Regions from separate parts of the Homo sapiens genome. Here region 2 is linked to region 1. Evidence: read pairs that join two places in POLR2A ChIA-PET (ENCODE). Cell type or tissue: PC-9. All regions are shown on one strand. Each heading gives the region's core, and the rest is flanking DNA. Links, peaks and the distances in the headings are about the cores only.

Region 1 (16,085 bases), core at 3,424-11,423:
CTCTGGCTGCCAGCTAGCACGGGAAGAGAAGTGTTAAGTGTTGAAAACTGTTAACTGTTCATGGACCAGTATAAATTGAGTCATAGGGGTGAGGTGTTTTTATGTTTGCTATATTTCCTATTTCCACTACTTTCCTGAATAAGTACATTTACTCTGGGTTAATTTTTGAAATAATTTTGAAATTATTCAAAACATTGTTGTGTGTATATGCAAAGACTAGGGAAAAGAAGCTTGGATTGGTAGCAAAAAGCCAACTGTGACTTTGAGCAAATTATTTGACCTCTCTCAATATATCTTTTCTTATTTTAAAATAAGGAGGTTGAACTATATCATTTCTATGCTTTCTTTCATTGTTAGCAATCCACGAATAATGGAACACTGCACAGAATAGTAAACACTGGGTTAAGATCCAGTATTGGCTCGAATCCTTATAACTGTGTGATCTGAATACAGTAATTTCTTCTCCCTGGGCCTTACTTTCTTCATCTGAAAAATTACAGGATTGGCCTCTATCTTCCTTATTGTCTCTTCAGACTCTCATGTTTTGTAGTTTTCCTCAGTTATGGTAGAAATCTCATCCTTCTCTTCTTAACATTTAGTCCTGTGCTCCAGGGAAAGAGGAGGGAGTTGGGAGAGGCCTGATATAATCATTAATTTTCTCCGTCTTTCTCTTTGTTTTGTTTTAACTCTCTTTCTCCTTCCCCCTCCCCACCTTCTCCTCCATTTTTTTTTTTCTAGAACACTGAGAAAGTTTCCTCATAGTCTACTTGGCAGTTGCAGCTGTCCCTAGAATGAGTCCTGAAACCTAGATCTGAGTTGCGGTAGAAAGCCTATTACTTCCTTGCTTGTTTGAAGACAGCCTACTGTAAGCCCTATGGCTTGGAGGTGACCAGGCTCTCCAGGAGATCAACACTTCGAGCCCTGTATGTTTAAGGAATAGTTTTGACTTAGAGTGATAGAGAACACCTAAAGAGACCATGGCTTTTAAAAATAGAAGTTTCTGAGTGTGGTGGTTAATGCCTGTAATCTGGGTACTTTAGGAAGCTGAGACAGGCAGATTGCTCGAGCCCAGGAGTTCAAGACCAGCCTCAACAACATAGTGAGACCCCATCTCTACAAAAAATACACAAATTAGCTGGGCATGGTAGTGCACACCTGCAATCCCAGCTACTCAGGAGGCTAAGGTGGGAGGATCACATGATCCTGGGAGGTTGAGGCCACAGTGAGCTGAGATTGTGCCACTACACTCCAACCTCAGTGAGAGAGTGAGAGCTTATCTGAAAGAAAGAAAGAAAGAAAGAAAGAAAGAAAGAAAGAAAGAAAGAAAGAAAGAAAGAAAGAAAAGAAGGAAGGGAGGGAGGGAGAGAGGGAGGGAAGGGGCTAAAAACAGTTAAGTATTATAAAGCGAGCATCAGTCCAGAAATCCAGCAATAGTCCCTCCTGGAATCCACTGACTTTTCTCAACAGTTTTTGGCCCTTCTCTTTTAGGGTTGCCAGATAAAAATACAGGATGCCCAGTTAATGTGACTTGCAGAAAATAATAATAATTTATTATTATATAATACATAATTTTTTAGCATAAACATGTCCTTTGCCATGCTTAGTTTGGGACATACTTACACTAAAAAATTATTTGTTCTTTATCTGAAATTCAGAATTAGGCATTTTATATTTTAAATTCAGAACTAGGCATTTTATATTTTTATTTGCTAAATCTGGCTACCCTATTCTCTTCTTAATATTCTTCATCTCTCCCAGCTTTGCCCTCCTTCCCTGCCCCCTCTTCTAGGGGAGTCAGATCGAGTTGTAAGGAGAACATGCCCACTGTCTCGATGGCTGCAGCGTGCAATCCATACAGACGGTGAGGAAGAAATGGGTTTCCACCCATGCTGTAGACGAATGTTTGTGTCCTCCCCAAATTCCTTTGTCGAAGCTTAACAACCAATGTGTTTGGTATTTGGAGATGGGCCTTTGGTAGGTAATTAGGGTTACATGAAGTCATGGGGTGGGGCCCTCATGATGGATCTGGTAAGAAAAGAGAACACTGTCTCTCTCTTCCACCAGGTGAGGATGCAAAGAGAAAGTGGCTGCCTGCAAACCAGGAGGAGAGCCCTCACCAGGAACCAATCTAGCTGACACTTTGAACTTGGACTTCAAACCTCCAGTATTGTAAGAAATAAATATGTTTTCAAAGTCATTTAGTCTATATTATTTTGTTTTGAATAATACAACCTGAAAATACATTTTCCCCTCACCCTACCTGAGCAATATCTAAGTTGCTTAAGGCACCCAGGGCACATCAAAGGAGAAATGTCCCATGCACAAGGCACAGCCATGCCCAGGAGAAGCAGCCCGGCACAGAAGGGAGCACACAGGCTCGGGGCTCTGCCACTCATTCTTCCTGTGACCCTGGGCAAGACACTGAGGGGGGCTTCAGCTGATTTGTTTGTAGTGGGCTTAATAGTGCTTGCCTTGCCTCCTCTGGAAGGCTGCAGAGACCGGATGTTAAAGCGCTTTGTTATCTGTAGGGTTTATTTGAACGAGAAAGGAAATGTGCATATGCTCCAGGATGTCTGTGTATCCAAAGACACACGCACACACTCTCTCTCTCACACACACTCTCACACTCACTCACTCACACACACTCACACACACATTCAACACATGCACACACTCACACACTCACACACACTCACACATGCTCACACGCTCACACTCACACTCACACTCACACACTCATTCAACACTCACACATGCACACACACTCCCACACACACTCATACACATCACACACTCACACATGACACATGCAATCTCTCACATACACTCTCTCTCACACACACACTCTCACACACACACACTCACACACTCACGTGCGTGCACACACACACACTCCATGACATACCAAACCTGGCTGCATGTTCTCAAAAATGTGCTGCTAGGCACCATTCCCAGTTCTAGACCCAGCCCAGCCAGTTTACCCTTAACTTCATAAAAGTTCTCTACCTAATGTACTACCGACAGGCTCATCCCAGACCTAAATTTTAAAGATTTCCTAGGAGCTGGATTGTAGACTTTTATCCTCACCCCTCAAGCTGCAGTGGGAATCCTTGACCCCAGCCTAGACAAAGAACAGCTGCAGGTCATTCTCATGTGTGGACATGGAGGCCATGACTGCCTTTGCTGGCCAGCTGGGCTGAGTGGGCCTGGGGAATGAAGGCTGCAGGGTTGGCCCCGGGCAGTCTTGCCTAGGCTTGCCAGCATCCCCTGGCCTTCTTGATTTCCCAGGATCCATGAGTATGGACTTTAGGAATTCTGGTGAAGGGATGAAGAGCATGCAGCAGGGTGTCCTCAGCCCTGATCTACAGGAAGAACACTGGAAACAAGGCCGAGAACTTAGTTTGAGAAGTTCCCTACCCCACCCAACCTCTAGCTCTTGTGTACCAGTTCCTGGAACAGACTCCCCTCTCCTGAACACCACTTTCCTCTCCAGCATTACATTTCTCCAAAGTGCATTGCTTTTTGGGAAGGCTTTCAAGGATGCTCGGAGAAAGGAGGATGGAAATGTCCCACTCTCTAAACCATTAGACAGATGCAGACAGACAGAAGGAACAGCCAGCTTCTTTTGCTGTTTGTAACGTATTTGAAAGAAGCTTGGGTCCAGAACTCTGCCGAAAGAGCTGTATGCTGTGCAGGGAAAGACAAGCACTTTCCCTTGTGGGATCCTTGAGCTGAAGTCATCGCTGGTTCTAGAGCCAGTTTTACTGAACACCCATGAATGGCTGTGTTCTGAGTGAGTTGGTCACTCACATCACCCTGACCTGCCCCAAGTTAGATTTTACATGATCCTGCTTCTCCAGGAAGCTTCCGTGACAGCCCAGGGACCTCCCCATTCTCTGAAACACACAGCATTTGAAGCTCCACTAGACAGCTTAGCCCCCATGTTGTGCTATTTGGGGTTGTTCTCTGTGAGATAGTAGAGAGTAGTGGTTACCAGGAAGACCTTTGGTACTGGGCTATCTGGGCTGGAGTCCTTATTCTGCTTAATAGCTATGTGATCTTAGGCATGTGACTTGTGCCTCAGTTTCTACTTTATAAATTTATGGAAAATACTGCATCTGTCTCTGTGGAGAGAATTCAATGAGTTAATATATTTCAAGTGTCCTTGAAATGTATTGTGTCCATAGATGGATAAATGGATAAACAAATTGTGGTATGTACAAACAATGGAGTATTACGCAGCCAGAAAAAGGAATGCAGAACTGATGCATGGCACCATGTGGTTAAACCGCAAAAGCATTATGTGAAGTGAAAGAAGCCAGACACAGGTCACATATTATGTAATTCAATTTATATGAAATATCCAGAATAGGTAAATCTATGGAAACAGAAAGCAGATTGGTGGTTTCCAGGGGCCGAGTGGAGGGGAGAATGGGAAGTGGCTGCTTCATGGGTGCAAGGTTTCATTTTGGGTTGATGAAAATGTTTGGGAACTATGTAAAGGGAGTGGTTGCACAACACTGTGAATGTACAAAATGCCACTGATTGTTCACTTTAAAATGGTCAATTGTATGTGCATTTCACCTGGCGCATAAGAAGTGCCTTGCAAGTACTAGTTGTCGTCCTGCATGCATTCCTTGACTTCCTCGATGGAAGGACCAGGGCTATGTCTTGTACTTTCATATCCTCCTTGGTGTGGACATTTACTGGCTGCGAGGTGGAATCAGAGGAAGCGAGAGCCTGAAAGACTTCAGTGATCGCAGAGCTGATGCTCCACCGATAGAGGAGATGGGAGGGGACATCACTGGGCTCTTCAGTGTGCTCCAGGGAAAGCTTTCCTGTCCTCAGGTCCAGGATGAGGAGACACAACAATGTCCCTGTCACCACAGTTATTGAGTGCTTGCCCCGTGCCCTCAACAAGCCAGGGAAACAGACACATAACCAGATGATATGAGTGCAATGGGTGTTTTGACAGGCACTGCAGAGGGGAGCCGGGTGCCTGGGAGCACTCACAGAGGAGCTCGTCTAGCTCCTGGCGACTCCTCCCTTCCCTCTTTAGCAGGGGAGCTCTTTTTGGCCTTCTGCTAAAGGGCCAAGCCTGACCATGGAGTGATGGAGCAGGTCCCCTCCCGTCCCTGCCTCACCCTGATGGGAGGGGCTGATCTGTGAACAGTCCTCAAGTGCTGCTTTAGTAAGGCTCAGGGGAGCGAGAGCAAGTGATTCTCCTTTACCCCAGCTCTGTGGGGTCTCCCCACACCGACCCACATGGGGGTCAGCTCTGTGGGGAGGAGAACAGTGTACATCTGAAATGGGAGAAACTATTGATCCACCGGGACCCCATACATTTTCCAAAAATTTTTGTTTTGAATTACAATAATACTACGTGTTAATGCTTAAAAAAAAAAAACTAAACTAAAAAAAAAATAGATTGGCAAAGAGATAGATAAATCCCCCCCATTCTACTATTTGGATGTAAGCAGTGCTAATATTCTGGAGTCTCTTCCTAAAAAAAATGATACACACGCACACATGGACAAACACTTTTAAACACCGCAGGTTTTGTATACTGATTTTTCTCCATGCTGTATCACGAACACATACCATTATATATTCTCCAGCATTAATTTTAATGACTATAAAATATGAACTCTTGAGGTGGGAAGCCCTCAACATACAGGGACGTTGTCCACCAAAGCTCAAGGTGAGCTCTGGGCATGTGACAGGGGCACCACCAGCGTGTGATGCATGCTGTGTTTTATAAAGTCCCACAAGGAGCATCTGGGGCTCTGCCAAGTGAATGTATCTGAGAATGGCTGCCTCGTGGTACCTCTTCACTGATGTCACAGACCAGAGGCCAGGAGAACACCTTCCTATGAAGACCTCCAGGTATGTGACCAACAGCAGGGTCCCAAAACTGGAATAGCAACTTCTTTAGTTGTAGAAAGATTACCAAAAAATATTTTGTTTCTCTAATATTTGTTTAAAATATTAGAATTTTAAACGTAAAATGTTTTCCAATTAAATACTTTAAATTGTATCATTGTAGACATTTCTGAAAATATTACTAAGAAAAATGTAGGAAAATACTTTTTGGCCGGCACTTTATGAGTTCAAAGCAACTCATGTCAGCTCCTAGTGCAATAAATCTTACTTTAGAATGATTCTAGTTAATAAACTGGCAAGTTCAGAATCAAATACCAAGAAAGTCCTAAATAAAAGGTTACCAACATTTGAAATGCTAACAGACTATAGTACTTTTTAATTGCTGAAAACTTTTTTTTGGAGGTTATGTGCTTCTTTTTAAAAAATTTTTATTTTACTTTAAGTTCTAGGATACATGTGCAGAATGTGCAGGTTTGTTACATAGGTATACATGTGCCATGATGGTTTGCTGCACCTATCAACCCTTCATCTAGGCTTTAAGTTCTGCATGCATTAGGTATTTGTCCTAATGCTCTCTCTCCCCTTTCCCCCGATCCCCTGACAGGCCCCGGTGTGTGAAGTTCCCCTCCCCGTGTCCATGTGTTCTCATTGTTCAGCTCCCACTTATAAGTGAGAATATGCACTGTTTGGTTTTCTGTTCCTGTGTTAGTTTGCTGAGAATGATGGTTTCCAGCTTCATCCATGTCCCTGCGAAGGACATGCAATAATTCTTTTTTATGGCTGCATAGTATTCCATGGTGTATATGTGCCACATTTTCTTTATCCAGTCTATCATTGATGGGCATTTGGGTTGGTTCCAAGTCTTTGCTATTGTGAATAGTGCTGCAATAAACATACGTGAGCATGTCTCTTGATAGTAGAATGATTTATAATCCTTTGGGTGTATACCCAGTAATGGGATTGTTGGGTCAAATGGTATTACTGGTTCTAGATCCTTGAGGAATTGCCACACTGTCTTCCACAATGGTTGAACTAATTTACACTCCCACCAACAGTGTAAAAGCGTTCCTATTTCTCTGCATCCAAGATGCTCTGCATCTTGCAGCATCTGTTGTTTCCAGACTTTTTAATGATCGCCATTCTAACTGGCATAAGATGGTATCTCATTGTGGTTTTGATTTGCATTTCTCTAATGACCAGTGATAATGAGCTTTTTTTCATATGTTTGTTGGCTGCATAAATGTCTTCTTTTAAGAAGTGTCTGTTCATATTCTTCACCTACTTCTTGATGGGGTCGTTTGTTTTCTTCCTGTAAATTTGTTTAAGTTCCTCGTAGATTCTGGATATTAGACCTTTGTCAGATGGATAGATTGCAAAAATTTTAAATAGTTGGAAGGGTTTCAGAAACAAGGAGGACAAAAGCACAAAAATTAATGTATTCACATGTGCATATTTGTCATATATTTAAACTTTTAAATTGAAAAATTATGTTTAAAAAATGCCACATCATAAACCATTTTCACAAAGTCAGTTTTTGTAGTGCTCTGAAAATAGTGGTCTTTGATAAGGGAAAGCATCAATTTAGCCTTTGCCCTGTAGTTTATCTTTTCTCTTTTTAAGTAAAAAGCACTGATACTTCTGTTTTCAGAAGCCTAATAAGCACAAGGCACATTCAAATGCCTGGAAAATATTCTGCACTTGATGTATCTTGTTCCCATAATGAAAAGATCCATCAATTCATAACAAATCTGTCAGAGCTGAGCCTTTGGAAAGATACCCCTATTGCCAAAATACACCACCATCCCCTCCGCTGAAATTACATAAACGGGTTTAGTATAAGATAGAATTTTCTAAAAGAAACAAGTCAACCAAGCTGTTCTTTAGTCCTGAAGAACTTGGATATTGGCAAAACATTCAAGACATTTTCTAAAGCTCTGGACTCTAGACACATACACGCATGACGGGTCACACTAAGGGTCTTTCCAGACAGTGGTTCTATATTGGGTTTAATCTTCACTGTATTTGGAAGAAATCTTATGCTGCTATAAACCCTCATTGCAAGTGGGATAACTTCAGGTCTTAAACTGACCCGTTCTGTTTTTCTGTGCTCTTATGAATGAAACATGTTGAAATACAAAGAAAGAAACTCATCAAAATGCATTTGCTAAATAGAAAATGACACTTTACGAGTAACACTTCTCTTGTTTTTCTTGGAAGAAGAGTCATTTTTATCTTCAAGTGCAAAGACTCATGGTCTCAAATTCAACTTTTAAAGTCATTGGGAAAATTAAGGCCAACAGCAAAGTCAGGGGAACAGACCACAAGACTGCCTTCACTTCTGACACAAGCTGCATATTTGGGGGGTTCCCAAAACCACCTTAGGTTCAATAATTTGCTAGAAAGACACAGAACTCACTGAAAGCTGTTGTAGTTGTGGCTATGGTTTACTACAGTGAATGGCTAGATTAAAAAATCAGCCAAGGGAAGAAGAGCACAGGGCAGGGGCCGGGAACAGTACTAATTGCAGTTCCCACTGTCCCCTCCCCACGGAACGAGAATGACATTACTTTCCCAGCATCAATGTGTGACAGTACACGTGGGGTAGTGCCAACCTGGGAAGCCACTGTAGCGTTAAGTCCAGAGCGTGTACTGGGCCTCCATCACACAGGTATGACTGATGGTCAGCCTGGCTGATCTCAGCCTACAGACTCCTGCCCTCCCAAAGTTGACCAACACCACATGGCCCAAAGCCCAAAGCCCCCACCCCACGTCACATCGTTGCCACCTGGGGAGACCAGGTCTCACTCTAAGACTATCCAGTGTGGCAGCCCCATCCTAAACCACATTTAGACCAGCGGTGTGAGCCCAGGACCCCAGGCAAATGAAGACAATCCTAACAGGTGTGATGGGAGATCATCTCCCAGAAGCAGAGACAAGTCAGAGCTGCTTAGGACAAAGTTCAATTCTTTACTACACAGTCATAGAATTGTATGATTATTACAGTTGTGTATTTTATATTTCAAGGACTGTGTTTGGCTATTGTGAAATATGGTTAAGGCCTTTCAAGCCTTTAAAACTAACAACTATATGTTTTGCGTATTTTGAAATGAAAGTTGTGACTTATTTCTTACTTCAGTGATAGCAAACAAAAATAAAGCTAATTTTAAGTTTTGCTTGGAAAATAAAATGAGTAAAAAGACAAGAAGGAAGAGAACGAGGCAGATCATTTCTGGGTCCCTAGAGTTATCTTGCATTTTAACATCATCAGTTCTAATAGATTGTATCTTCTTCTTTAAAATGGGGAAAGGCCACATATTTGAAGAGATTAAAGAGACACAATAACTGTAATGTGGGATCCTGAATTGGATCCTGGAACAGAAAATGAACACTGGGGACAAAGTTAGTGAAATGCAAATAAGATCAGTAGTTTACTATGAAGTGTAACTATTGTGCAATATGCTAATGTTATCCTCCTGATTTTGATGATTATGTTATAATTCTCTGTGTTGATCATATTAGGAAAAGTTGAGTGAAAGATATGTGTGAACCCAACCTTCTGCATTGCTATTGCAACTTTTCTGTAAGTTTGAAATCATTTTAAAATAAAAAGTTTTTAAAATGTAAATTTATCTATCTCTGCCTATTCAAGGATTCTCTAAGACACTTGTTTTAACCTTTTTGGAGATTAACTAACTCTTTGATGAAAAGTTCGTACCATCTGTCCCAAAGAGCCTTAAGTCCACTGCTATAGTTTGAATGTCCCCCAAAGCTCATGTTGGAATTTGATCCCCAATGTCACAAGTGGGGCCTAGTGAGAGGTGTTTGGGTAATGGGGGTGGGTCCCTTGTGAATAGATGAATGCCCTCCCTGTGAAGGAGGGGAGTGAATGAGTTCTCACTCTGTAAGTTTCCCCAAGAGCTGGTTGTTAAGAAGAACCTGGCACTCATTACTTTTCTCTTGCTTCCTCTCTCATCATGTTATCTGCACACACCAGCCCCCCTCTCACCTTCTGCCATGAGTGGAAGCAGCCTGAGTCCTCACCAGAAGCAGATGCGGGTTCCATGCTTTTTGTGCAGCCTGCAGAAACATGAGCCCAAACCTCCTTTCTTTATAAATCACCCAGCCTCGGGTGCTCCTTTATAGCAGCACAGATAAGACAGCCCTCAAAAGTCTTCAGGAGTGTTTCCCACATTTCCTCACCAGGTTGTTTTTCTTTTCCTGTTGACTTTTTGTTGGAGCCATCATACTAGGGGCAGGAGAGCCAACTTCATGAGAACCAACCACAACCACCTGTTCCCAAGTTCCTACTTGGTGGCCTCATGTTGGTTACTTGAAATTGGCCACATGAAAGTACTTATATCTTGGAAATAAGCAAATGCTAAAAATTAGGACTTTTTTGGGTTTTGAGAGCCATTATTAAACATTTTCCAGCCCACCACTATTTACAGAATTTCCTTATGTATCCTAGTTCTAGTCACTCATTGATTACATGTGCTGCAAACATTTTATCCCATATTGTGGCTTTTAAAAATGTTCATTTGAGGTAACTTTTGATTAACAGAAATTCTACATTTTGATATGGTTATATTTTTAAATTGCTTTTCTATATGGGTAGTATGTTTTGTGTCTTCTTAAAGGCTTTTTTCTACCCTAAGGATATTAAGATATCCTAGTATATTTAATTCTGAAAGCTTTGGAATTTTGTCTTTTATATTTAGGTCTCTAATACACCTGAAATTGATTTTTGTGGACTGTGGTATAGTGGTCCAATTTCTTTTCTTTTCATCTTGAAAGCTTAGATCTCCTACATATCTTCAGAGACACAGAAGAATGCATTTTATCCCATATGTTGATAGCCATGCCAAATTGGGTGAGATAAGGCAAATAATCCAAAAACTGGTTAAAAAATCAACAGTATTGAGGAGACATCCAGAAATTTAATTATCTTACATCTGTCATTTGGTTGAATTGTCCCAAGATACTTATCTGCATGGTTGCCAATTATGGCAGATCAATTGCAGAAATAAGCCCAATTTTTAATGCATCCTTGTCAACAGTCACTTAGGTAGGGCCCTCCCAAAATGATGCTGTGCTAGGTGCCATGACTTGCTTTGGCCAATGGGACAGGAGCAGAGGTTGGGAAAAGCCTAAGTTCATTTTCACTTGTTTCCTGGACCTCCATCACTACTATGAAGAACAGGCCCAACTTAGCCCACTGGAGGGATGTGAGGGACATGTGGAGGAGAGCTGAAACCATCCAAGATGAGCCAGGCTCAGCCAACCCATCAGCTGATCACCCATGAGCCAGCCATGATTGGTCACATCCAGCCCAGAGCAGCAGAACTGCCCCACCGCCCTGCAGACTCCTGAGAAATAATAAAAGGTTACTGTTTTAAGCCCCTAAGTTCCAAAGTGGTTTGCTACAGAGCAATATCTAACTAATACACCAGTTATCTGAGAGTACTCCAGACCCTTGATGTCCTCAGTGGCACTGTTTTATTTATTCAGGCTATAATATTGATTGAGTATCTTCTGTGTGTGATTCGTTAAGAGTACTCCTTGAGATATTCAGGAATTGAACTCAGCTCTGCACCAAGCTGACCTAACAGATATCTACAGAACTCTCCACCCCAAATCAACAGAATATACATTCTTCTCAGCACCACATCCACTTATTTCAAAATTGACCACATAGTTGGAAGTAAAGCACTCCTCAGCAAATGTAAAATAACAGAAATTATAACAAACTGTCTCTCAGACCACAGTGCAATCAAACTAGAGCTCAGGATTAAGAAACTCACTCAAAACCACTCAACTACATGGAAACTGAACAACTCGCTCCTAAATGACTACTGGGTACATAATGAAATGAAGGCAGAAATAAAGATGTTCTTTGAAACCAATGATAACAAAGACTCAACATACCAGAATCTCTGGGATACATTTAAAGCAGTGTGTAGAGGGAAATTTATAGCACTAAATGCCCACAAGAGAAAGCAGGAAAGATCTAAAATTGACACCCTAACATCACAATTAAAAGAACTAGAGAAGCAAGAGCAAACACATACAAAAGCTAGCAGAAGGCAAGAAATAGCTAAGATCAGAGCAGAACTGAAGGAGACAGAAACACAAAAAAACCCTTCAAAAAATCAATGAATCCAGGAGCTGGTTGTTTGAAAAGATCAACAGAACTGATAGACTGCTAGCAAGACTAATAAAGAAGAAAAGAGAGAAGAATCAAATAGACACAATAAAAAATGATAAAGGGGATATCACTACTGATCCCACAGAAATACAAACTACCATCAGAGAATACTATAAACACCTCTATGCAAATAAACTAGAAAATCTAGAAGAAATGGATAAATTCCTGGACACATACACCCTCCCAAGACTAAACCAGGAAGAAGTTGAATCCCTGACTAGACTAATAACAGGCTCTGAAATTGAGGCAATAATTAATAGCTTACCAACAGAAAAAAGTCCAGGACCAGATGGATTCACAGCCAAATTCTACCAGAGTTACAAGGAGGAGCTGGTACCATTCCTTCTGAAACTATTCCAATCAACAGAAAAAGAGGGAATCCTCCCTAACTCATGTTATGAGGCCAGCATCATCCTGATACCAAAGCCTGGCAGAGACACAACAAAGAAAGAGAATTTTAGACCAATATCCCTGATGAACATCGATGCAAAAATCCTCAATAAAATACTGGCAAACTGAATCCAGCAGCACATCAAAAAGCTTATCCACCATGATCAAGTGGGCTTCATCCCTGGGATGCAAGGCTGGTTCAATATACGCAAATCAATAAATGTAATCCAACATATAAAAAGAACCAAAGACAAAAACCACATGATTATCTCAATAGATGCAGAAAAGGCCTTTGACAAAATTCAACAGCTCTTCATGCTAAAAACTCTCAACAAATTAGGTATTGATGCGAAGTATCTCAAAATAATAAGAGCTACTTATGACAAACCCACAGCCAATATCATACTGAAGGGGCAAAAACTGGAAGCATTCCCTTTGAAAACTGGCACAAGACAGGGATGCCCTCTCTCACCGCTCCTATTCAACATAGTGTTGGAAGTTCTGGCCAGGGCAATCATACAGGAGAAAGAAGTAAAGGGTATTCAGTTAGGAAAAGAGGAAGTCAAATTGTCCCTGTTTGCAGATGACATGATTGTATATCTAGAAAACCCCATCTTCTCAGCCCAAAATCTCCTTAAGCTGATAAGCAACTTCAGCAAAGTCTCAGGATACAAAATCAATGTGCAAAAATCACAAGCATTCTTATACACCAATAACAGACAAACAGAAAGCCAAATCATGAGTGAACTCCCATTCACAATTGCTTCAAAGAGAATAAAATACCTAGGAATCCAACTTACAAGGGATGTGAAGGACCTCTTCAAGGAGAACTACAAACCACTGCTCAACGAAATAAGAGAGGACACAAGCAAATGGAAGAACATTCCATGCTCATGGATAAGAAGAATCAATATCGTGAAAATGGCCATACTTCCCAAGGCAATTTATAGATTCAATGCTATCCCCATCAAGCTACCAATGACTTTCTTCACAGAATTGGAAAAAACTACTTTAAGGAAAGAAAGAAAAGAAAGAGAGAGAGAGAAAGAAAGAGAAAGAGAAAGAAAGAAAGAAATAAAGAACAGCATAGAAAGCAGATATATGGGTACAAAGGGTAGGGCATCCTTTTTCTCATGAGGTTTATAAAAATATTTGAAGGTCAAAGCCAAAATTATAACATTATCTGATGCTCAAGACAGTAATATAAAAAATCATGGAAGGTAAAGGTTTCTTTTTTTTTTAATGTGCTTATTTATTTATTTACAGACATTCAATCAATTGGTATTTGCTATTTACTTGTCTTTTTATTATTATTATTATACTTTAAGTTTTAGGGTACATGTGCAAAACAGGCAGGTTTGTTACATATGTATACATGTGCCATGTTGGTGTGCTGCACCCATTAACTCGTCATTTAGCATTAGCTATATCTCCTAATGCTATCCCTCCCCCTTCTCCCCACCCCACAACAGTCCCCGGTGTGTGATGTTCCCCTCATGGAAGGTAAAGATTCCTACATTTCACTTAAAATAGCAAAACACTGATACCAGCAGACTGCAATAAGTCACATATGTATGCTTGAAATATCCAGTGCAATCAAAATAAAAATGGTACAAAGAAACACACTCAAAAAGATTATCAATAAACCAAAATGAAATGCTGAAGTTTACTCAAGTAACTCAAAGGAAGACAAGAAAAGAGAAACCAGAATGAAAACCCAAGGAAACAAGCAGAAAACAAATGACAAAATGGGAGGCTTAAGCTCGAACATATCGATGATTACCTTAAATGTAAATGCTCTAAATACACAAACACGAAGACAGAGATGGGAGGAGTAGGTTAAAGCACACACAGAGACACACACACACTCACACTTCAACTATATATTGAGTACAAGGAGCTCATTTCAGATTCAATAACCTAGGTAGGTTGAAAGTGAAAGGATGAAAAAAATTACCATGAAAAATTAATTTAAAGAAAGTAGTTAGGAGTGGCTATATTTTCCAATAAAATAGACTTCAGAGCAAAGAGACTTAGTACAGACAAAACCCAACATTTCATAGTGATGAAAAACTCAATCCAGCAGAAAGTCATAACAATTCTAAATGTGTATGCATCAAAAACAGTGCTTCAAAAATACAAAGCAAAAACTGATAGGGGTGAAAGAAGAAACAGCTACATCCACAATTATGGTTGGTGACTCCAACACCTCCCTCTCAGCAACTGTTAGAAATACTAGACAGAATATTAACAAGGATACAGTAGACCTCAACAGTGCTGGCAATCAACAAGACCTGGCTGATCTCTGCAGAATGCTCCACCCAACAGCAGCATACACATTGTTTACAAGTGTCCATGAAACAGTCACAAAATATACAATGTCCAGGATCATAAAACAAACCATAACTAAATGAAGTAATAGATATCGTATAGATTGTCTTCTCTAACCAGAAGGTAATCAAACCTGACATCAATAACATAAAGACAACAGGAAAATCTCTAAATATGTGCAAATCAACCAACCCAATTATAAATAACCCATGGGTCAAAGAAGTCTCAAAGTAAAATTAGAACATACATAGAACTTAATGAAAGTGGAAATACAACTTACCAAAATATGTGAGATAAAGCTAAAGCAATGCTGAAAAGGAAACTTATGACACTAAATGCTTACATTCAAAATGAGGAGAAGTCTCAAATCAGTAATATAAGAAACTAGAGAAAAAAAAAGAATGAAATAAACCCAAATCAAAGAGAAGGAAAGAAATAAGAAAGATAAGAGCAGCAATCAATGAAATTGAAAACATGAAAGCAACGGAGGACACTAATAAATTTCAAATCTGGTTCTTCAAAAAATATCAGTAAAATTGATAATCTTCCAGCAAGACTTCTATGGATAAAAAGACAAAGACACATCACCAATAAAAGGAACGAAACAGTAAAATTACAAAAAATCATGCAGTTATTAAAAAGATACTAAAAGAGTGCTATGTCCAACTTTCTGCTCATAAACTCAACAATTCAGAATAAACGAACCAAGGACAGTTTCTAAATAAAGTTTAAGAATACGTAGAACAGAAAGAAAGTGAGCATACAACTTATCAAAATATGTGGGATGCGCCGGAAGCAGTGCTGAAAGGGACACGCACAGCACCGAATGCACGGCTCAGAAATGGGGGAAGTCGCCGGGCGCGGTAGCTCACGCCTGTAATCCCAGCGCTTTGGGAGGCCGAGACGGGCGGATCACAAGGTCAGGAGATCGAGACCATCCTGGCTAACACGGTGAAACCCCGCCTCTACTAAAAATACAAAAAATTAGTCGGGCATGGTGGCGGGTGCCTGTAGTCCCAGCTACTCGGGAGGCTGAGGCAGGAGAATGGCGTGAACCCGGGAGGCAGAGGTTGCAGCCAGCCGAGGTCGCGCCACTGCGCTCCAGCCTCGGTGACAGAGCGAGACTCCGTCTCAAAAAAAAAAAAAGAAATGGGGGACGTCTCATTTGACAAATGAGGACAGATCCCATGGAAAGCAAATACGACCAGTTTGACAAGGATTTGGATTTTGTCAAACGCTTTTCCTGCATAAATCGATGTGATCACGTGAGTATTCT
Region 2 (16,085 bases), core at 2,600-10,599, 1.1 Mb before region 1:
CCTTCCTGCCCATGGCTTCCAGAGGACGAGATCATAACTTCTCTTCATGGTCGCCCACTCCTCCCCCTATGCTGTGAGGTCTTTGAGATGAGGTGGAAGGTGTAGGCTGATTACACCTGCCCAATTTTCTGTCATACAGTTGGGTCCCTGCCTACTCCCCAGTGTGCCTCCACCACGCCCTGCCACTTCCGAACCCTCCACTCATTCATGGTTTTCTCCCTTTTTCCTACTCCTAAATCCACTCCTTGCCACTGACACAGTGCTGGGCAGCTCTCCCCAACCCCCTTTGCTACCCTTCAGGCATGAGAAAAGCTACCTCTGCAGTTTTGCCAGGTCCCCGCAAGGCAGTTCAGTCCCCAGCCAAAGTGCTAAGATGCACGGCAAGGCTGTTCTCCTGTTTCCACAGGTGCCCCTGGGAGGTGGTTTGTTGTGGGGCAGGCTCGTGCTGGAATTAGACCTTTTTCAGCATTCTCCAAGAGAGCTGCCTCTCCAGTTTTTCCTCTTTAATGTTTCCAGCAAACAGGTGGTTCCTCCACTGGTAGTAAATTCCTGGATATTTTTACCCACCACTCCATAAACAAAATGACAATGTTATTGGAAATGTCATGCAACCAGGCATATGAGTAATGTCCCCATTAATCAATTTGCCAAAGAAAACAGGTTGCTATCTAAGCTTGTCTGGAGAGATGCTAGCTATGTGAAGGAAGAAAAACTGAAGCATCTGCTTTAAAGTACACTGTCAAGATATAAATGATATATGCTTGCTGATTTAGTATGTTTTAAAATAAATGAATTGTTACAGGAACTTCACTGTAATGCTATGAGTAGTGCCTGTAGGGCAGAGGTAGAGATAACATGGAATCCAGGAGAGATGCAGGTTTTACTGCATTTGTCACTATATTAAGAAATGTCAAACTACAAAGAAATCCTTCAGCTATAGTATAACAAATTCATTCTTTTATCTATGCATTCATTTACAAAGTGTGTTGAGCAGGCAGTGTGCTATATACTAGAAATACAAAGATTAACTAGATAGGGCCTCTGCCCTCAAGGAGCTTATACACTAATGGGGATTTATTTTACATTTCATTTCCAAACTTCCTTAAGAATGTAAATGAATAACTTCAATATAGTTTGTTAAGTGTGATAATAAAGTTATTCAGAAAATATAGAGAGGAACCAGGGCAAGCCTTTACAGAAAGGCTGATTTCTGAGCCAGGTCTCAAACACTGAGTACATGTTTTTCCAAGCAGGCAGGTAAAGAAACATTTGCAAAGTCATAGTTCTGTGAAATAATGGGGGGGAACTGCAAATAATTAGATTTGAGTGTAACACAGGCATCTCAAGAGATGAGAGCAGTGTCAAGAGCTGAGGCCAAAGAAGTGGACAGGTGATAGATGACGAAGCACCTTGAATGCCAAGCTTAGGATGTGGACTTAATTTGAAGGTACTGGGGAGCTACTGAAGGTTTAAGCAGGAGAGTGACAAATCTGAGAGAACTTGGCTTGTTCACACGCAGTTGGCAGCTCTCTATACCTCTTATTTTACTATTTTATTTATTTATTAACATTTTATTACACTAGATTATACCATACTCATAATATATACTATATGGTGGTATGGCATACAGAACTGAATATAACTGAGTGTAAGGGCCTGCCATATAGTAACACTTCCCGATATCTGATGACCGAACAAAAACTCTTTAAAAGTGTCTCACCCTTGGTCAGATGGAGGTGGGACTGGAGGATCACAGGCCAAGTGTCCTGACTTCATTGCCTTCCAGATTCTTTCTGTCACATACATGCAACAAGTGACAAAGGAACCCTTGGGATGTCCCCATAAATACGTAGTGCAGCTACATGGCAATGCCCAATATATGTTCCAGAAATTATCTTAATCCCTTCTTCAATCAAAATTTTAATCCAATCTATTGTATCTGGGAAAGAACATTAACTTCTGAAATGTTAGTAAGACATGGATTTTACTCTAGAGAAGCCTTTTAATTTTGCTGAACAATATCCATTTTGCAAGATGAGTGATACCTGTAATGGACACACAGCAGTTAGACTAAAAATTCTCAGTGCACTTCGTTTTCCCAGGCCATGCCTATTAACACATATTACCAAGAACTGATGGATGGGCAAATAGAATGATAAACAGTGAGATTGAATTTAGACTCCTATCACTTACTCAATAGAGTTGAATAAATATTATTTGAGAAACATGGGCTGTTGGGCATGGTGGCTCGTGCCTGTAATCCCATCACTTTGGGAGGCTGAGGGGGTGCGGATCACTTGAGGTCAGGAGTTCGAGAACAACCTGGCCAACATAGTGAAACCCCGTCTCTACTAAAAATAAAAAATAATAAAAAATAATTAGCCGGGTGTGGTGGTGCATGCCTGTAATCCCAGCTACTTGGGAGGCTGAGCTAGGAGAAGGGCTTGAACCTGGGAAGTGGAGATTGCAGTGAGCCGAGATTGTGCCACTGCACTCCAGCCTGGGTAACAGAGTGAGACTCTGTCTCAATAAAAAAAAAAAAAAAAGAGAAGTAAAGAAAGGTGGGCTGGCCACAGTGGTTCAAGCCTGTAATCCCTACACTTTGGGAGGCCAACACAGGAGGGTTGCTTGAGCCTAGGATTTCGAGACCAGTCTGGGTAACATAGCAACCCTGTCTCTTAAAAAATAACTTAAAAATTAGCCATCTGTGGTAGAGTATGCCTGTAGTCCTAGCTACTCAGGAGGCTGAGGTGGGAGAATCACTTGAGACCAGGGGTTCAAGGCTGCAGTGAGCTATAACAGCACCACTGCACTCCAGCCTGGGTGACAGAGTAAGACCCTCTCAAAAAAAGAAAGGTGGCAAAATGAAAAAAACACCTTCCATGTTCTCTACAGACACTTTTCCTGAACCAGATGGAATTATCTTTTTCATTTGCAAAAATTAAAAATGTAGCTTATTTCAAAAGTAATACATGGCCACGGTAAAACATCCAAACAATAAAAAAAGGCCATAAGATAAAAAATAAAAACATTTTCCCCATCTCTCTGATGCACGCTCCAGAGTTAACCACTGTATATCCTTCTAAAAAGTTTCTATGCACTACAAGGAGTATAGGTATCTCCGTTTCATTTTTATACAAATGGTATTATATCATGCACACTGTTCTACATTTTTTCAATTAACTATATGTTGGACATTATTCCATATCACAGTATAGAGCACTATTTTCATCCTTCATTGTTGCTTTTCTTTCCTTCCTTTCATAATTTACTTTGTTTTACTTTTTATTTTTACTGGTTAATGCAGAAATATACAACCTTTATTATACATATTTCTGTTCTTGTGTGAATTTATATGTAGAACAGATTCCTAGAAGAGGAACCTCTAGATTAAAAGTATTTGCACTTGAATTTTTTTTATTATACTTTAAGTTCTAGGGGACGTGTGCACAACGTGCAGGTTTGTTACATATGTATACATGTGCCATGTTGGTGTGCTGCACCCATTAACTCGTCATTTACATTAGGTATATCTCCTAACACTATCCCTCTCCCCTCCCCCTACCCCATGACAGGCCCCAGTGTGTGATGTTCCCCATCCTGTGTCCAAGTGTTTTCATTGTTCAGTTCCCACCTATGAGTGAAAACATTCAGTGTTTGGCTTTCTGTCCTTGAGATAGTTTGTTCAGAATGATGGTTTCCAGCTTCATTCATGTCCCTACAAAGGACATGAACTCATCCTTTTTTATGGCTGCATAGTATTCCGTGGTGTATATGTTGCACTTGAATTTTTTAGAAATATTGCCAAATTTCAAGGCGAGACATCCCTAGTGTTGAGGGGTTGGGCCTTCCACTAATTTCAAGGATTGAACCTGACACAACCCCACCCCCTTTCCTTCCTTCTCAGGGGAAGAGAGAGTAGCTCCACTCGTGCAAGTCCCTACCCTAGAGGAGAGAGAGGAGAGGCAGAGAGGCAGTGAGGGAAAGGAAGAGACAGAAAAAGAAGGAGTCAAAGAGAGAGAGAAAGAGAGGCAGAGAGAGAGAGGAAGAGACAGAGACAAAAAGGCAGTATGTTCAATTCTTTGCCTTCTACTTTTAAACTAAACTTCCTCGTAAAGCAACCTTTTTCGATTACCTACTCCACCCTAACTCATTCTGATCACCTGCTCCACCCTAACTCATTCTGATCACCTGCTCCACCCTAACTCATTCTGATCACCTGCTCCATCCTAACTCATTCTGATCACCTACTCCACCCTAACTCATTCTGATCACCTGCTCCACCCTAACTCATTCTGATCACCTACTCCACCCTAACTCATTCTGATCACCTGCTCCACCCTAACTCATTCTGATCACCTGCTCCACCCTAACTCATTCTCTTCACTCAGTCTGATCACCTGCTCCACCCTAACTCATTCTCTCCACTCATTCTGATCACCTGCTCCACCCTAACTCATTCTCTCCACTCATTCTGATCACCTGCTCCACCCTAACTCATTCTGATCACCTGCTCCACCCTAACTCATTCCAATTACCTGCTACCTGCTCTGCCCTGACTCCCGCCAAAGCACTCACCCCATCATTCTCTTTAAATTAGCCAATCGGAATTAGTTTAGCCTGTGCAGTCTAACCCTAGCCAATAGGGGAACGACACAGCAGCAGGGGCCAAGTGCTTCTGGGATAAGAACCCCTTCCCCTCCCTTGTCCAGATGTGCAGTCCTCATTGTTCCATCTGTAAGGGCACACGCTTCTGTATAGAAGTAACTTGCCTTGCTGAGAATTAAAAGGAAATTTCCTTAAAAGAAATATTGCCAAATTTTCTCCAAAAGCATTATAAATACGTATACTTCCATTGGTAATGTGTTTCCCTGCTTGCCAGCCAACATGTTTTGTTATTAAACTTTTAAAGCTTTGCCAATTTGACTGGTTAAAAATTGCCATCTTACTGCTATTTTAATTTGCATTATTTGAATTAGCAGCGAAGTTGAGTATTCTTTTTATGTGTGCATTGGGTGCATTCATATTTCTTTTTCTGAGAAGTACCAGTTCATGTCCTCTGCTCATTCTTTTTTTCTGAAATGGAGTTTCCAGCTTTTGTTGCCCAGGCTGGAGTGCAATGGCACGATCTCACCTCACCGCGACCTCCGCCTCCCAGGTTCAGGTGATTCTCCTCCCTCAGCCTCCCAAGTAGCTGGGATTACAGGCATGCACCACCACGCCCAGCTAATTTTGTGTTTTTAGTCTCTAACGGTGTTTCTCCATGTTGGCCAGACTGGTCTTGAACTCTTGACTCAGGTGATCCACCCGCCTCAGCCTCCCAAAGTGCTGGGATTACAGGCATGAGCCACCGTGTCCGGCCTCCTTTGCTCATTCTTTTATAGGTGGTTGGCTTTACCTTACAGATTTCTTTCTTTTTTTTTTCAGACAGAGTCTAGCTCTGTGGCCCAGGCAGGAGTGCAGTGGCATGATCTTGGCTCATTGCAACCTCTGCCTCCCAGGCTCAAGTGATTCTCATGCCTTGGCCACCAGGGTAGCTGGGATTACAGGTGTGTGCCATCACCACGCCTGACTACTTTTTGTATTTTTAATAGAGACCAGGTTTCACCATGTTGGCCAGGCTGGTCTTGAACCCCAGACCTCAAGTTGATTCGCCTGCCTTGGCCTCCCTCAGTGCTGGAATTACCCCAGGCATGACCCACTGCACCCAGCCTACCTTACAGATTTCTAAAGGCTTCATCTATACTAAAGGAATGAGAACATATATAGATAATACGTGTTGCCCACTTTTCTCCCAGATTGTCAATTGTCTTTGACTTTGTTGATTGTATTTTTTTATTCAGAAGTTTTCATTTTTAAGTAGTCATATTTATTAATCTTTTCTTTATGACAACTTCTGGATTTTATAGACAAATATTGCCAAGTTTTCATACTAAGAAAAAGCCTTCTCCATGCAAGATTATTTAAAAATTCATTATTTTATTCTAGTACTTTGGTTTTTTCATTTTTATATTTAAGTCTTAGTTCTGGGATTTATTTTTGATGTGCAGAGAAAAATATGGATGCATTTTCATTTTTTCTAAAAGACTAATCACTTATACCAACAACATTTATTGAATATTTTTCCTACTGATTTGGAATGCTCCTTTTATTGTAAACTAATTTTGTTTGCATGTGGGTCCACTTTTGAGCTTTTTCCATTGATCTGTCTATTTCTGCACTATACCAACTGTTTCTTTTTTTTTTTTTTTTTTTTGACAGAGTCTCGCTCTGTCGCCCAGGCTGGAGTGCAGTGGTGCGGTCTCAGCTCACTGCAAGCTCCGCCTCCCGGGTTCACGCCATTGTCCTGCCTCAGCCTCCCGAGTAGCTGGGACTACAGGTGCCCGCCACCACGCCCGGCTAATTTTTTGTAGTTTTAGTAGAGACGGGGTTTCACCATGTTGGCCAGGATGGTCTCGATCTCCCGACCTCATGATCCGCCCGCCTTGGCCTCCCAAAGTGCTGGGATTACAGGCGTGAACCACTGTGCCCGGCCTCCAACTGTTTCAATTAATGTAGCTTTAGAACAAATTTTAAAATACAATGAAACTAATTTCCTTTTTTTTTTTTTTTTAAAGAGACACAGGGTCTCTCTATGTTGCCCAGGCTGGGATCAAGTGATCCTCCCAGCTCTGCTTCCCAAAGTGCTGGGATTACAGGCGTGAGCCGCTGCAGCCACTAGTTTCCTTTTATTATCTTTCTCTCATGTTTATATTCCCAGATGATCAATACTCAAGTTCCAGTGAAAAATTTAATTGTATGCTCTGTTTGTACAGAGTCATGATGGCTGGTAAGATAATTTAGTGATTCTTAATGCTCAGTATTTTTTATTGTTGTTTTTATTTCCATGATTGCAGCGTGAATAACATTGCTAGTGGTGAAATTTTTATTCATAATTATTCATATTTATTTTACTTATTTTTTCATACATATTACGAGTCCTTTTTATGCTTCCCCAAAATGAACTTTTGACTGAAACTACTTGACAGTGTCCCAGTGCTTACTCGGCCACCACACTGAACCCTCTAAAATGCATAAAAGCAGGCAGTACCTACTCAAAATTGGGAAAATGATGCTTGCTTTAGATGTGGATAAAGAAAACTCATATTCATCATGCTTTTCATTCCACAATCCCAATTGAGTTTAGGATTCCCAAATTAGCCTTTGTTCACTATTTTTTCCTCCATATTAGGTAACTTCCATCTATATATCTAGTTCTAGATGCAACTTTTCGATCTTGGGAGAAGAGAGATTTACCAAAAAGCACTAAGGAAACATTTAGAATCTTAGCAACTGCAGTCACCGTGGCCAAATTCTAACCCTCACGTGATTTGTCATCTACTACATCTTTCCTCTGCCCATGGCTCTCACCTACTAAAGTCCACAGGCATTCTGAAGGCCCCTTGAAACATCTGTGAGTCATAGGCAGGGAATTTAGAAATGAAAAGCTAGAAAGTTCAGACATTACAAGCAGAAGGACATGACCAATGGCTTGTTGACAAGCTCTGTCCTTCCTCATCCTCACCTTCCCCACTTCTGTCCCCACCCAAGATCTGAAGGTTCAAAGCAGGAGATCACCTCTATAGGATTTCTTTTCTTTTCTTTTGAGACAGAGCCTCAGTCTATTGCCCTGGCTGGAGTGCAGTGGTGCGATCTGCACTCACTGCAACCTCTGCCTCCCAGTTTCAAGTGACTCTTGTGCCTCAGCCTCCCAAGTAGCTGGGATTACAGGCACGCGCCACCATACCCAGCTAATTTTTTATTTTTTTATTTTTATTTTTTTTAGTAGAGACGAGGTTTCACCATTGTTGGCCAGGCTGGTCTCAAACTCCTGACCTCATGCAATCTACCTACCTCAGCCTCCCAAAGTGCTGGGATTACATGTGTGAGCCACCACACTTGGTCCACCTCTATAGGATTTGCCAAGAGAATTTCTCAGTCAGCCTCCCAACTTCTAACTCTCCGTTCATCTTAAAGCTTCAAGTGAGTATATTATTCTAACCACTGCACCCAGAAAAGATGGAGAAACAGGAACTGATAGACTCCCTGATAAAACACAATGGGAAGTGGCTGTCATTGCTTTATGTGACCATGAGCACAGTCCAAAGATACAGCTAGTTGCCTTGTGATACTGTGAGCTCTTCCTTGGATTACCTTCTGCCTGAACGGTTTCCATAGGATTCCTGAATTGGGACAGAGCTTGGACTAAATGATCTTTGAGTTGGTGTATTGGAGTCTTGGAAAGCTGGTGGTAGCTGAGCTGAATCTAAAATGACATTCAAATAGGCACAGAAAGGAGGGGAGGAGGAAAAGAGACAATGGCAGTCCCAGTAGAGGGAATAGTATAAACAAAGACATGAAGATGATGTGTACAGCACAGCAGAAGCTACAGACAGTTTGGTACTGTATTTTTGGAGTATTAAATGCCAGGAAAGGAGTAGCAGGGATAATACAGGAGAAGTAGAAAGTGGCTGGGTCCTGGGAGTCCTAGTTTACTGTGATCAAAAGCTTAGGTGTTATCCTAGTAAATATTTGTAGGTTTTTAAGCAGATAAATGACATATGGTAACTGGGATAGCTCCATATATAAATATAATGATGACCTTACCAAAAAGAATATGAGGCAATTTTGAAATTAGCTTTGTTAATGAAAGCTGGTGAGATTGTTGTCATATATATGCTAAAGGATCATTGTACCCATTATCAATTGACAAAAAGACATCTCCACCTAGCTTCTTTTTTTCTGAGATGGAATTTCACTCTGTTGCCCAGGCTGGAGTGCAGTGGTGTGATCTTGGCTCACTGCAAGCTCCTCCTCCCAGGTTGAAGCCATTCTCCTGTCTCAGCCTCCTGAGTAGCTGGGAATACAGGTGTGTGCCACCATGCCCAGCTAATTTTTTTTTTTTTTTGAGATGGGGTCTTGCTCTGTCGCCCAGGCTGGAGTGCAGTGGCACGATCTCCGCTCACTGCAAGCTCTGCCTCCCAGGTTCACGCCATTCTCCTGCTTCAGCCTCCCAAGTAGCTGGGACTACAGGCGCATGCCGCCATGCCCAGCTAATTTTTTGTATTTTTAGTAGAGACGGGGTTTCACTGTGTTAGCCAGGATGGTCTCGATCTCCTGACCTCGTGATCCATCCGCCTCGGCCTCCCAAAGTGCTGGGATTACAAGCATGAGCCACCGCACCCGGCCATTTTCGTATTTTTACTAGAGATGGGGTTTCACCATGTTAGCCAGGCTGGTCTTGAACTCCTGATCTCAGGCAATCTGCCTACCTTGGCCTCCCAAAGTGCTGGGACTACAGGCGTGAGTCACCCGGCCTGGCATCCACCTAGATTCTTAAGCCGAATTATGACACAGTTGCATTTATGTATCATAAAGTTCATCCTTATAGCATTGTGGGAAATCATTGTAAGGGTATTAGGACTAGAAGTAGGGAAACAAAACATTTTTTGGAATTGTCTAGGTGAATGGTGACAGAGGCTTGAACTAGGGCAGTAGGTGGAGACATTTGTTGAAGACAAAGCTAAAAGATTTGCTTGAAAAGACAGTGTGATGTAAGATGTTACCAAAGAAATGCACCTCATAATTGACTTACAGCCCCAACTTCTACATTCTGAAATCCATCACGGCTTCCTGCTCAGCTCATGCTTCTCGAAGGCTACTCCATGACTGAGTGCAACAGGAATATTAAGGCAGGCCCATTCCTGGGGAATGTGGGACCCCTCTAATGGGCAACTTTAGCTCCAAGATGTTACATTGTCCTTGCTGAACTTTCTTAATACTGCACAGCAGTCTAAGATTCCTCCACCCAAACTTCCTTCCACACAACCCACCAACCCTCCACCTAACCTTCCTTCCACACAACCCACCAACCCTCCACCTAACCTTCCTTCCACACAACCCACCAACCCTCCACCTAACCTTCCTTCCACACAACCCACCAACCCTCCACCTAACCTTCCTTCCACACAACCCACCAACCCTCCACCTAACCTTCCTTCCACACAACCCACCAACCTTCCTCCTAACCTTCCTTCCACACAACCCACCAACCTTCCTCCTAACCTTCCTTCCACACAACCCACCAACCTTCCACCAAACTTCCTTCCACACAACCCACCAATCTTCCTCCTAACCTTCCTTCCATACAACCCACCAACCTTCCTCCTAACCTTCCTTCCACACAACCCACCAACCTTCCACACAACCCACCAAACCTCCACCTAACCTTCCTTCCGCACAACCCACCAACCTTCCTCCTAACCTTCCTCCCACACAACCCACCAACGTTCCACCTAACCTTCCTTTCACACAACCCACCAACCTTCCTCCTAACCTTCCTTCCACACAACCCACCAACCTTCCACACAACCCACCAACCCTCCACCTAACCTTCCTTCTGCACAACCCACCAACCTTTCTCCTAACCTTCCTTCCACATAACCCACCAACCTTCCTCCTAACCTTCCTTCCACACAACCCACCAACCTTCCACACAACCCACCAACCCTCCACCTAAGCTTCCTTCCACACAACCCACCAACCTTCCACCTAACCTTCCTTCCCCACAACCCACCAACCCTCCACCTAACCTTCCTGCCGCACAACCCACCAACCCTCCACCTAACCTTCCTTCTGCACAACCCACCAACCCTCCACCTAACTTTCTTTCCACACAACCCACCAACCTTCCAGCTAACCTTCCTTCCACACAACCCACCAACCTTCCTCCTAAACTTCCTTCCACACAACCCACCAACCTTCCACACAACCCACCAACCCTCCACCTAACCTTCCTTCCGCACAACCCACTAACCTTCCTCCTAACCTTCCTTCCACGAAACCCACCAACCTTCCTCCTAACCTTCCTTCCACACAACCCACCAACCCTCCAGGTAACCTTCCTTCCCCACAACCCACCAACCCTCCACCTAACCTTCCTGCCGCACAACCCACCAACCCTCCACCTAACCTTCCTTCCACACAACCCACCAACCCTCCACCTAACCTTCCTGCCGCACAACCCACCAACCTTCCTTTGTCCTTCCTTCTACCCAGCATCTTTCTCCCTCTTGAACTTCCTTTCATTCTTCCTTCTATGTCTCATAAGGGACAAACCTGTATCATGGTCTGATGGCTCTCCTAGAGGACAATATTTATTGTGGGTAAGCTTTTGGGCTCTGGAGTCACAATAATTTGGGTGGTAATCTGGCTCCATCAATCTTTGATATATGAGTTCAAGCAAGTAATGTAACCTCTTAAAAGTGCCAATCTTCTCATCTTAAAATCCTAATTGTTTTGAGGATTCAATTAATCAGGCTTATAAAATGCTCAGCACAGTACCTGGCACACAGTAAGTACTTGATAAGTGTTAGTGATTCTTGTTATTAGATATGGGGGGTGAAGGGAAGGAAGAAGTCAGGTATAATTCTTAGGTTTCTAGGCTACTTACAATATATAAAGTAATCACAGATATTTCACTCAATTCTCCTTTTTCATATAGCACATATCCTTTTGAGTATGAAGAGATTAGGAAATCTTTCCTTTCTTTCCTCCCTACTCCTAAATTTCTTGACTCCTGCAGTTTTCATAACTGATGGAAGATAAACTACTAACCTATACATCAACATGGACATAAGAAAGGATTCTTGGCTGGGCGTGGTGGGTCACACCTGTATTCCCAGCACTTTGGAAAGCCGAGGCAGGTGGATCACTTGAGGTCATGAGTTTGAGACCAGTCTGGCCAATATGGTGAAACCCTATCTCTACTAAAAATACAAAAAAATTAGCTGGGCCTGGTGGTGTGTGCCTGTAGTCCCAGCTACTCAGGAGCCTGGGGCAGAAGAATTGCTTGAACCTGGGAGGCAGAGGTTGCAGTGAGTGCCGAGATAGCATCATTGCACTCCAGACTGGGCCTCATAGCAAGGCTGTGTCTCAAAAAAAAAAAAAAAAGAAAGGGTTCTTCTGACTCTGGAGTTTAGAGGGTAGCCTTTTACCACATTACTCCAGTCACTTCTACTTCTGGTAGGAGACAAGCTACGAAAGTTTCTTCTCCCTTATAGAGGAAAGACCCCTTTTAGAGCTCCTTCATGTAAGAAGGGAGGAAAAGTTACCAAACCTCCTTGAGGAATTAAATTAGGACAAAACTAGGTGGGGGAAACCTAAGTTAAATGCTTTTCATAAATAGCATTTTATTTAGGACAACTTAGCTATTGTCCTAATAGCTAAGTGCAGGAGCACCTTTGGGTTGTCCTGCTTTGTGGAGGCCCCCTGACCTAAGAACATGTTATATATTGATCAGGAAAGGAATTGGATATAGACTTGGAAGTGATCTCTGTAAAGTCAGAAGGAGGATCCTAGGACTGTAAGGGCATACACACAGGGCAGTGAGCAAGAAGTGAAGTTGTAGGGGAGCCGGGCACTGTGGCTCATGCCTGTCATGCCAGCACTTTGGGAGAGAGGCTGAGGTGGGAGGATCACCTGAGCCCAGGAGTTTCAGACCAGCCTGGGCAACATTTTAGAAATATTTAAATTTTTCTACATGCATGGTGGCATGTGCCTGTGGTCCCAGCTACCTGGGAGGGTGAGGCAGGAGGATTGCTTGAGCCCAGGAGGTTGAGGCTACAGTGAGCCATGATGGTGCCACTGCACTCCAGCCTGGGTGATACAGTGAGACCTTGTCTCAAAACATAATAAATAAGTAAATAAATACAAAAATAAATAAAGACAGGTACACTGTAAAGTGCACACTAGCAAATGATCTTGCCCTTTCTCAAGTACTTATAAGGCTTAAGACCGGGCCAGAATTCAAATCATAGACTGGCATATAGAGTTTAAACTAGTAAAATTAGAAAGGGAAAATGTAAACTCCTGAACAAAATGTTAAGAAATTTATGTATAAACCTGGAATGCGGAAAATCTAGCTGAGCAGTTTATATGAAAAATATTATGGGTTTTATTTAGGCTGGCTGCCAGTGCCATGGGAGCCAACAGTGTAATTTCAGCTTGTAAAGAAATGAGTGCAATCTCTGCCTGCATGGAAGTACAATATTCATTTAATAATGGGAAACTTCAGCTTTCTTATCTGCAAAATTAGACGCTAGATTAGACAATTTCCGGGTCCCATACAGTGCTACTATTTTATGAGTATATGACTCTATCACTTAGAAGTTCTAAACTTGAATTCCTGCATTTCCAGAAAATGACCATTGGAAAGAAATATAGGCTTGACTAAAACAGATAATTCATTTCTCTGGTTAACTTTATAGTTTGGATAATCTCCAAAGAGAAAACAAAAAAGATTCTTTTTCTGTGTGTGTGCTGACCTGACCCACAGATATACACCATGTCAAGCTTCACCCAGAACTATTTTGCTTCAGGTGGCAAGCCTGAGAAACCAGTTTTTCCTGAAGTTTGCCTGATAAATACGTTTATGATGAGCTGTACTGTCATTCTTCTATCTTGCCATAGCCTTGGAAGGCCCCTCCTAAGCTGGCCAATTGCCTGTTGACGTTGGTAATCAAGGATTTCAGAGGCAGACATCAAGGCCAACATGGGGCAACGACAGGAGGGACTGGGGTGCTCTGCCATATGAGGCTGCGGGAAGGCATGGATCCGAGTTTTAGCCACAGCATAATAGGCGGTCTGTGATGGTTTTGTGGGTAACCAGTGAGCTTCCCCAATTGATCGGTGCAGTTATCATTCTATTTTAGACCCCTAATTGGCATTTCCAAGCAGTTTAAATATGTTTTGAGAAAAAGGCAGTAAAAGAGACTAAATCTGGGGGAAAGCAAAGCTTCAGTAAAAATAGCATTCCAAATATTTCAGCTGGGATCTCTTTGTCTAACTAACAGAGATTTGGAGAGTGGATCAGAAGGCCTGCATCTCCTTCCCCTTCTGCAATTAGCCAGGTATATGCCCGTGGGCAAGCCATTGAACTGATCCTGGGCCACTGTTTCCTTACTTACAAGATGAAGAGGAGCCCCACCTTGCTACTTCCAAGAGCGTAGGAGCTGAGCACCTTTGGGTTGCCCTGGTTTGTGAAGGCCCCCTGAACTAAGAACACATTATATATTGATCAGGAAAGGAATTCGATATAGGCTTGGAGGTGATCTCTGTAAAGTCAGAAAGAGGATCCTAGGATTCTAAGGCCATATGCACAGGGCAGTGAGCAAGAACTGAAGTTACAGGACTCTCAGGTTCCTGTCTCAGGTAAGTCCCTTCCAGGTGTTGGCTGAGTTGCTCTATGGCTCATTTTCTTAATTGTGTCAAGCAGAAGAGGTCACAGAGGGTGGAGCATTGGCCAATGTGTCATGTTCTCAAAGTTCTGAAAAAAGGACAGAGGGAGCAGAAAGGCCAGAAGAGGAGTTTCCACAGCAAACTGACCACAACCAACTATCCCATTCCCTTCCCAGACTGGAAGGGACAAGGGCACCAGGTAGCTGCAGCCTCCATGGTTTCTTAAGTATCTTCATCCCTTTAGCACCATAGCCACCAACTTAAGCAAGGAAATCAAGATCTTTAACAAACAGGGGAAGTCCAGGAGATGGTAATTAGGTGAACTTTTGGAGATTTTGGGGGAATCCGTAGATGTTTATCTTTTCAAGAGATAGACTCCCTTTTAAATTTTGGTAAAATCTACATAAATGTCATTTACCATTTTAGCCATTTTTACATGTACAATTCAGTGGAGAGGCCCTTTTTGATAACTTTCATTCTCTCCCTGTGCTGATGTAGACTGTGTACTCCCTGCTAGGAAGATTCCTGGTTGTTCTGCAGGGTCATTCTGAGGGCGTCATCCAGTTAAGTGGATTTGGCTCCTGCAATAGGGGAATACCCCAAAATACCAGAAACAGGACAGGAAATTATTCTGTGGTCATTTATCCTTGATACTGATGAGATCAGATTTGCTGCTGCATCCCTTTAATTTTTATCTCTGCATTGTCCCTAACCACTTATCTTGACCTGTGGCTTGCCCTTGGGCCTGATCTCTTTCATTATAGTGCATTTTGGTTCTCTGCTGACTCCTGGCGCATTCTGATTATTAAAAAAAAACCCTATTTTTCTTGGGATGTGACTTGTCTGCCCCTTCAGTGGTCCTTGCAGAGCTTATTTGTCAGATACTATTGACAGCTTCTGCTCTCTACCTGAGCTCCAATCCCATTTCCCTGACTGCCTACTGGCCATTTCCTCTGGAATGTGCAGGTCATTGTTCTGCCAAGCAGATTGCAACATGTCCAAAAACAACCTTCTTCTTTTTTTTTTTTTTTTTTTGCCACAAATCAGCTGCTCATATAAACTGTCAGTCCCTGTCAATAGTCCATGAAGTTATTTAGATATAGAGAAGCAAATTCCTCTTTGATTTGATCTCCTCTTTCATCACTCTCAGCTGTTCAGCCCCTAGAACAATCAGGTTTTCCTTCAAATATTGATCTTGTTTCTGTCATTCCCTCTCTCCTATGCCCATTTCTAGGTCCTTACTTCCTCTAATATCATCTACTGTTCATGTCTACCCTTTCCCTGATTCAATTACCTGTGAAAGACTGAGGCCAGACCTAGACTACCTTCATTAATCAAATCATGTCTATTCAAAACCCTGAAGTTCTTCCCTATTCATATAGACTTCTTGCTCTTCTTTGCTGTCAAAATTTCCTCTAATCTGATCTCATACTAGACAATATTTCTGCCAGGTGGCTATATTGTAATGGGAAGTTTAATGGACTTGGAGTTAGTGGATCTGCTTTCAAATCCTAGCCCCGTACTCAGCAGAATGACCTTGGGCAATTCACTGACTCTCGAAACCTTGAATCCCCATTTGCAAAACTGGGGTGATAATACCTATGTCATAGGGAAGTTTATGAGATTGTAGTAATATCTGTGGAGACAGTTTAGCATTGTGCTCGGAACCCGTGTTTGGGCTGACTTACTTGGTTCAATACTAGGCTTTCCCACTCAGTAACTATGTGACCTGAAGCAAGTTCCTTAGCCTCTCTGGGTTTCATCAGTTTCATCTGTAAAATGGATACATTACCTATGAGGTAACATAT

Evidence for each region. ChIA-PET counts read pairs that join two places held together with the same protein. Peaks named below come from ENCODE experiments on the same cell type or tissue, not always from the same donor. Only the 100,000 strongest peaks of a DNase experiment are listed, where the experiment ranks them.
Region 2: POLR2A ChIA-PET joins it to region 1 with 5 read pairs; 2 of 35 experiments call an interaction of 5 or more read pairs at or near these places.

What each region holds. Positions count from the first base shown.
Region 1 is chr12:11,527,506-11,543,590 of GRCh38, reverse strand. It overlaps LOC124902877 (a long non-coding RNA gene), which reads left to right. Exons shown (of 3, transcript XR_007063210.1): 3 at 2,065-2,197. Among named protein-coding and RNA genes, the nearest start is that of LINC01252, 12 kb to the left of the region's middle. In PC-9, for the core only: no CTCF peak of the experiment used is centred there; no DNase peak of the experiment used is centred there.
Region 2 is chr12:12,584,466-12,600,550 of GRCh38, reverse strand. LOC107984486 (a long non-coding RNA gene) reads left to right here and starts at 13,593. Exons shown (of 3, transcript XR_001749010.1): 1 at 13,593-14,250. RefSeq lists enhancers at 1-134, 14,993-15,494 and a silencer at 3,705-3,939. In PC-9, for the core only: no CTCF peak of the experiment used is centred there; DNase peaks (open chromatin) are centred at 7,440 and 9,420; H3K27ac peaks cover 425 bases.